Regions from separate parts of the Homo sapiens genome. Here region 1 is linked to region 2. A link is a contact called in ENCODE Hi-C or POLR2A ChIA-PET data. All regions are on one chromosome and are shown on one strand. Each heading gives the region's core, a stretch centred on a gene start or an enhancer-like site at or near the end of the contact. The rest is flanking DNA. Distances are from core to core; before and after follow the strand shown.

Region 1 (3,762 bases), core at 408-2,907, 400 kb before region 2:
CAGGAGAATGGTGTGAACCCGGGAGGCAGAGGTGAGCAGTGAGCCGAGATCACGCCACTGCACTCCAGCCTGGGCAACAGAGCGAGACTCCGTCTCAAAAAAAAAAAAAGAAAGAAAAAGAAAATATGCTTACCCCATCGCTGCCACCCCAACAACTGTGGGACCTTGGTCAAGTCAACAGCAGTAGCTTTGGTTCTCACCTGACTTGTTTTGTTTTGTAAAAGACCTGAACTCTCTCGAGCTCTGAGCTCTAACCTTCTCTGACTCAGACCACATTCGGGACTCAGTCAAGAGGGGCAACTTACCCTGCTTTGACGCCTGGAAAGACAGAGTACAAAGTGGCTCGTTTGGTTCATATGCGCTTAAATAAATAATAATAGATAACGGATACCTCAATGGAAAGGATTCATTCCTTAACCACTTGGTTCAAGATCTGTAAGCAAACTAAATGATTTCAAGAAGTATAGACTATAACTGCTAGTGAAACAGTCTCCAATATTCACATGTGAGTGACTAGAAAGGGAGAGTTTCTTTGTTTTGTTTTCTGTTTCCGAAGAATGCAAGCCGACGCCCCATCCAGCGAGGGTTGGCGCTTCCTCATGAAGTCGTGTGGGCTTCTGGGAAATGCCCCCTCCCTGCTGTTACTGATCTTGAACCTTGACAGCAAGCAAAGTAGAACGTATGTGTGTAGTAACAGCACAGAAATGGAGCAGACAGGTGCCAGCTTTCTTGCCAACTTTATTTGAAATGCAAAGAAAATGCTTTCAGCCTGATGCCATTCCTGAAGCAAGTTTGCTTCTGCAGGAAAAAGGGCTTTCCCTAAACAAGTGTCCCATCAATGACTCACTCTCAAATTGCTGTTGCCTTAATCTTTTAAAAAAATTATCACCTCCATGGCTGTAATCCCAGCACTTTGGGAGGCCAAAGCAGGTGGATCACCTGAGGCCAGGAGTTCAAGACCAGCCTGGCCAACATGGTGAAACCTCGTCCCTACTAAAAATACAAAAAAATTACCCAGGCATGGTGGTGCCCCTGTAATCTCAGCTACTTGGGAGGCTGAGGCAGAAGAATCGCTTGAACTCAGGAGGCGAAGGTTGCAGAGAACGGAGATTGCGCCATTTCACTCCAGCCTGGGTGATAAGCGCAAAATTCCGTCTCAAAAAAAAAAAAAAATTATCACCTCCAGAAGATAATCATGTGATAGATGTAGATGATCAATCATAAAGCCTTTGCACTTTTGAACCAAATACTGACTTACAGGAAATGATGTGCTTTAAGTTTAGAGCATACACAGATTATCTTAGAAACTAGAAAATACATTTATTTCTTCATCAAACTGTACAAATGACTTCTTTTCCCCTCCACAACTCACCCAAATGATAGACTGTGATACTTTAAATTTTTTTGTTTTTGTTTACATAATCCTCCCCCCTTTTTTGCATGAAATTGATTTTTTTTTTTAACCCAAGACATTACAACCAGAGAAGTCACCGCAAGAAAGGACTTTGCTATAATACTCAATTGTCTCAAACTTTCTGGTTATTGTTCTTTAAAAAAATCCTTTTTTCATCTTTTCCACAAACTCTCCATTAAGAATTATAAGCTCTTTGGTAATCAGTAGATTGAAATAGATACACACACACACACACACACACACACACACACACAGTGAAATGCAGCTCTCTGATGTGTACTTCCTGGCAAGGAAAAAATAGTTCAATAGCAAACTCAGTAATGTGAATCACTGCCAAGACAGGAAAACATTATTTGGTATCCACTCCTATGACAATGGGAAAAATAGTTCTGAGAGTGAAAAGTTTTTATACCAATTAGGTTATGTCCTCTAAAACTGTTTCCAGTTATTGCTTCTGGGGACAGAGGGGACAATATATTTGCTTTGATATGTAAGTTTTCACAATGGAGCATTAGTCTTACTTGGTCTCAATACACTCCCCACTCTGTCGTTCATAAATCATGTTCTTCACATTAACTATTCCTAAAATAAAGTGCCTGAATCTTGCAGTCCAGACCCACCACATGCTCATACTGCATCTTGCATTTCATTCTCTTTGTTGACCTCCAAGTTCACTCTCCAAAGCCTCTGAATGTTCATCATTTTGCAAAAGCTTTGGTTCCACCCTGGGTCCCCATGCGTTAGTCAACATTTGATTAATCCCTGTGATGGGTTCCTATGTCATCTGGATGCGTCAAGTCAAAAGGAAGTGCCACACATCAAAGACAGAGTACTAAGACACATAGTACTAACAGGGAGGGGTCTCTTTCAGTTCTGTTGATAAGAGAAAGTGTACCAGAAAAAGTTGAGTTTTGAGCTGGATCTGAATAGGCAAAAAGTACCAATGGCAGGGAAGAGAGAAATAAGACATCGACATGTGTTCATTCTTTGTTTTTGGTTTCGGTTTTGTTTGAGACAGGGTCTTGCTCTGTTGCCCAGACTGGAGTGCAGTAGCTCAGTTATGGCTCACTGCAGCTCTGACCTCTCAGGCTCAAGCAATACTCCAGCCTCAGCCCCCCAAGTAGCTGGGACTACAGGCGCACACTGCCACACCCAGCTAATTTTTTTGTATTTTTTGTAGAGACAGGGTTTCGCCATGTTGCCCAGGCTGGTCTCAAACTCCTGGGCTCAAGCGATCCTTCCACCTCGGCTTCCCAAAGTGCCGGGATTACAGGTGTTAGCCACCACACCCAGCCATGCATTCTTATTTATCTCATGTCAGGCAATGGCAAAGAGTGCAATGTGGAAGTGATGCCAGGAGTTCTGGTAACGACATGACTCAACGTGCAGGTTTCAAAGATCACTGCATACCTGGTGAACGATGTGTGACACTGATCTGTGCAGACAGAAGTCAGAATGTAATGGAGCAATAACCAGGAGGAGATGCAAGGGAGGCTTCTGGGGCACTGGCGAGGTTCTCCAACCTGACCTGGGAGAGGGTTACTCGTGCGTTCACCTTGTAAGAACTCACCAAGCTATACGCTTAAGACTTGCTCGCTTTATCAGATATAAATTGACCACAGACAAACCCTAAAAACCCCCAAACCAGCAATCTGCCTGCAGAGAGGAGCTGAAGGAGAGCAAGCTGGAGGCAGGAAGGCTGCTGCTGTGTCCATTCAGGGGAGAAATGAAGCCAGGGAAGGCCCTGTGGACAGAATGGGTCGATGTGAAATGTCTTTGGAGATGAGGCCTGCGGGACTTGCCAACGGAAAAAGAATGACTCCCGGATTTGAGGTTTGGTTATGTCAGTGACAGCTTCTGAGCTCTCAGAAAAACACCTGACATTGCTTTTAACAGTGGGCTTTCTGTCTTTATACTGAATTCTGTCTCTGTCTCTCCCTCTCTTAGGCATTCTCTGATCAGAATGCCTCGCCTTGAGAAGAGGCCCTACCTGTAAGGTTCCTTCACCTCTAGGTGCCTGCTTCCTCATTGGTACAATGGGGATTTATAAGTGTCTATCACAAGTGTACCAAGCGCGTAGGACAGACAGCACCTGACACAGTAAGCACTAGTCAGTGTCAGCCATTAGTATTACAGAAAACAAATCACTGCTTTTGTTACCCTGTCCCTCTATTTTCTGGGTCAACAGTGAGACCATGTCTTTACTTGATAATACTCTTTTTCAGGCAAAGAATTAGCATCCTCGTTGGAAAAGCCTAGAAACCTGGAGACCATCTTGGGCTTTTCTGCATCTTGGTCATCCTCATGCTCCCTCAAATCCTACCATTTCTTTTGTGTTCAATGCTGTC
Region 2 (3,757 bases), core at 1,143-3,642:
TGGAATTACAGGGGTGAGCTATCATGCCTGGCCATATCATATATATTTAGAGTGAAATTCCTGGGTCAAAGAGTAGCTCAAACTCCATTAAACTGCTTTCCGAAATGCCTATTTCAAATTTAAACTCCCGCCAGCAATATATGAATTCCCATAGCTCCAGACATTTGTCAATATGGCTAACTGGCACTTTTTACCTACTGCCAATATGACTGGTGAGCAAAAACAGCAGGAAACCAGACAGCTTTTCACGTGTCTTTTAAACCTCGGGTTCCTCACCTGTTAGTGGTCTGTCATGTGTCCATTTTTCTAACAGATTGTCTTTGTCTCACTGATTTGTAGGAATCTTTTATAAGACACTAATTATTGGCTAAATGTTTGTTGTAAATATCTTCTACACTATAGCTGTCTTTTCACTTTTTTAAGAACTTCTTTTCAGAAAGAAAAACTTTGGGGTTTTTAAAAATTTGGATGCAGTCAGATTTATATACCTTTTCTTTAGCAATCTGTGCTTTTGGGGTCTCTTAAGCTATCCTTCCAACGCCAACCTCTTAAATGCATACGCCTATATTTTTTTCTATAAGTTTTACAGTTTTGCTTTCCACATTTAGGTATTTTAATATAGAAGTGATTTTTATATGTAGTGGCAGGTTAGTAATCCTATGCTAGACTCATATACATAACTAGTTAAGTCAGCACCATTTTTAATAGTTAATGTTTTAGCTTTTTTTTTTGAGACGGAGTCTCACTCTGTCGCGCAGGCTGGAGTGCAGTGGCACGATCGCGGCTCACTGCAACCCCTGCCTCCCGGGTTCAAGCGATTCTCCTGCCTCAGCTTCCCGAGTAGCTGGGATTACAGGCTTGCGCCGACACGCCCGGCTAATTTTTTTGTATTTTTAGTAGAGACGGTGTTTCACCATATTGGCCAGGCTGGTCTGAAACTCCTGAGCTCAAGTGATTTGCCCGCCTCAGCCTCCCAGAGTGCTGGGATTACAGGCATGAGCCACCACGCCCGGCCTTTAATAGTTAATCTTTTCCCCACTGATCTGTGGTACCTGCTCTCAAGCTTCCATATATGCATAAATTTCCACTTTCTTCTGTTCCGATCGTCTGTTTGTCTACCATATTATCCTAATTACTGTAAGTGCATAATAATTCACACTGTGTGGCTGGGAATGTCTCCCACCTAGTTTTTCCACAAAATTGTCTTGACTCTCTTTGTCCTTTATGCTTCCATTTGGATTTCAGAATCAGACTGTCAAATTCTACAAAATTTGCAGACAATTAGTATCTTTAAGATATTGCATCTTCTCCATGAAGATGATACCTCTGCTTTTATATGGGTCTTCTTAATAATTTTCATCAAAATTATAATTACTTTCAAAAGGTCATAATGCATATTAGATTTACCAAATGACTGTTCTGTACTTACTATGGTGAGAATTTAGTTTTTAATCACAATGTGGTGAATTACAGTGACAGACTTTCTCATGTTCAATCACCTGGAAATCCTAAAATAAACCCTACTTCCTGCTGTATTTGGTGTTCTCAGATTTCGCTCACGATTATTTCATTTATATTCATAGCTGAAACTGGCCTGTTAATTTTCCTTTAGCATGTTACCCTTCTTTGGTTTTGGCACTCATAAAGTCTGTTAGGCCACGTTCCTTCTTTTTCCATTTGCTGGAGAAAAGGATTGTATTAGAATGATCTGTTCTTTGTTTGATAGAGCTCATTTGTAAAACCACCTGTTGCCTTTTCTTGTTTGTTTGTCTGGTGAGTAGACTCATTCAATGTCTTTAATGGATATGGGTCTATTCAATTTTCTTCCTCTAATTTCTTGAATTAAGCACTTAGCTTATACATTTCTAGACTTTCTTCTGTTCTAACAGAAGCCTTCAAGATGTATGTTTCTAACATGAAATTTACCTTGCTTTGAAGCTGGCGTGTTTTCCACTGGATGCTCATTGTCATGGACCCTTTTCTCTGGAACAGGCATTGTAGAGCAGCTTCCAAAGACCCATGGGCCCCCACTACCAAAATCTTCTTTCCATCTAGGTTGACACCTACTAACCAAATGAAAATTCAATATTATACTCAAAACTTCAGATCCTTCCTTTAAGAACTTTATCTTAAGAAAAAAAGACCCTTTTAGGCTGGGTGTGGTGGCTCATGCCTATAATTCCAGCACTTTGGGAGGCTGAGGCAGGCGGATCACTTCAGGTCACGAGTTCAAGATCAGCCTGGCCAACATGGTAAAACCCCGCCTCCACTAAAAATATAGAAAATTAGCCAGGCGTCATGGCACATGCCTATAATCCCAGCTACTTAGAAGGCTGAGGCAGGAAAATCACTTGAACCTGGGAGGCAGAGGTTGCAGTGAGCCAAGATCACGCCACTGCACTCCAGCCTGGGCAACAGAGCAAGAATGTCTCAACAACAACAAAAAACCCTTTTAAAACTTGAACTTTCTCAGCACCAACCTACAATGACTAGGAACTAGGAGTGGGGTGTTGTAATCAACAAAAATTCTCTATTCAAACCCTTTTGGTTCCAATTCCTGTTGCTGAATTTCTTTCCACAATATGTAACTATAACTCACCAGCCTAATTTACTCTTTTCTTTGAGTACTTTCTAATGAAGTGGCTCAGAATCTTCATCTTGATAATCCACGTAATGAAAAAGCACTGTATATATGGATTATTTCATAGATTTGAGCTTAATATTACTGTCCAAAAAGCATATATATCCTGAATGTTAACCTTTTAATAAAACTTTGCCATATATTTTTGAAATTTTTCTTTGATTGTTGGATGTTCAGGGGTAGGGAGGGGCATTTGCTTCATTTCTATTCAAACTGGAGTAGAGAAAAAGATTTAGTTCGTTGAATTTTTTCTTTTCTTTTTTTTTTTTTTTCAGATAGGATCTTGCTTGTTGCCCAGGATGGAATGCTGCGGTGTGATCACAGCTCACTGAAGCCTTGACCTCCCAGGCTCCAGCCATTCTCCTACCTCAGCCTCCCAAGTAGCCGGGACTACAGGCACAAGTCACCACACCTGGCTAATTAAAAAAAAAATTTTTTTTGGTAGAGATGGAGTCTCCCTATGTTCCCCAAGCTGGTCTCAAACTCCTGGGCTCAAGCAATCCTCCCATCTTGGCTCCACAAAGTGCTGGGATTACAGGTGTGAGCTACTGTGCCGGCCCAATTAGTTGAATCTTTATGTTCTCAGAAAGCCCTTAAATATATAAATACTTGGTAGTAATTTACTCATTAAACTTAATAATGAAGAAAGAGAAAATATTCATTTCTATTTCACTGACATAAAAACGCCAAGTCAAGGGGACAACAATGGAAATTAAGTCCTGACTACTGAAAAGCAAGCTGCTCACCAATAAATCCCAACCTAGGCTCCTGTGCCCTAAACTACATCTACCGGCTTCTTCTTCTTCTCTTTTTTTTTTTTTTTTTTTTTTTGAGGCAGGGTCTTGCTATATTGCCCAGGCTAGAGTGCAGTGGTGCAATCACAGCTCACTGTAACCTCAAACTCCTGGGCTCAAGCGATCTTCCCGCCTGAGCCTCCAGCATAGCTGGGACTACACGTGCACACCACCATACCCAGCTAATTTTTAAATTTTTTTTGTAGAGACAAGGTCTCAGTATGTTTGCCCAGGCTGGTCTCGAACTCCTGGCCTGAAGTGATCCTCTGGCCTTGGCCTCGCCTAGCACTGAGATTATAGGCATGAGCCGCTGTGCCTGGCC

Evidence for each region. A loop is a pair of places that touch in the nucleus more often than their neighbours do. ChIA-PET counts read pairs that join two places held with the same protein, here RNA polymerase II (POLR2A). Pooled maps may share reads with other maps.
Region 1: a pooled map shows a loop between it and region 2 (2.4-fold over the local background). The contact joins two enhancer-like sites. A Hi-C loop is called at or near these places in 4 of 50 pooled maps. POLR2A ChIA-PET finds 5 or more read pairs at or near these places in 2 of 52 experiments (H1 and HCT116).

The regions. Positions count from the first base shown.
Region 1 is chr6:151,283,291-151,287,052 of GRCh38, reverse strand. The region is part of intron 2 of AKAP12 (A-kinase anchoring protein 12); the gene reads right to left. Among named protein-coding and RNA genes, the nearest start is that of AKAP12, 45 kb to the right of the region's middle. RefSeq lists enhancers at 2,842-2,891, 2,902-2,951. Within about 2 kb of position 1,657, at least 6 of the 41 ENCODE cell types and tissues checked have a DNase peak (open chromatin) inside an H3K27ac peak, as active enhancers do.
Region 2 is chr6:150,886,151-150,889,907 of GRCh38, reverse strand. It overlaps MTHFD1L (methylenetetrahydrofolate dehydrogenase (NADP+ dependent) 1 like), which reads right to left. Exons shown (of 28, transcript NM_015440.5): 7 at 1,927-2,063. Among named protein-coding and RNA genes, the nearest start is that of MTHFD1L, 22 kb to the right of the region's middle. Within about 2 kb of position 2,392, at least 3 of the 41 ENCODE cell types and tissues checked have a DNase peak (open chromatin) inside an H3K27ac peak, as active enhancers do.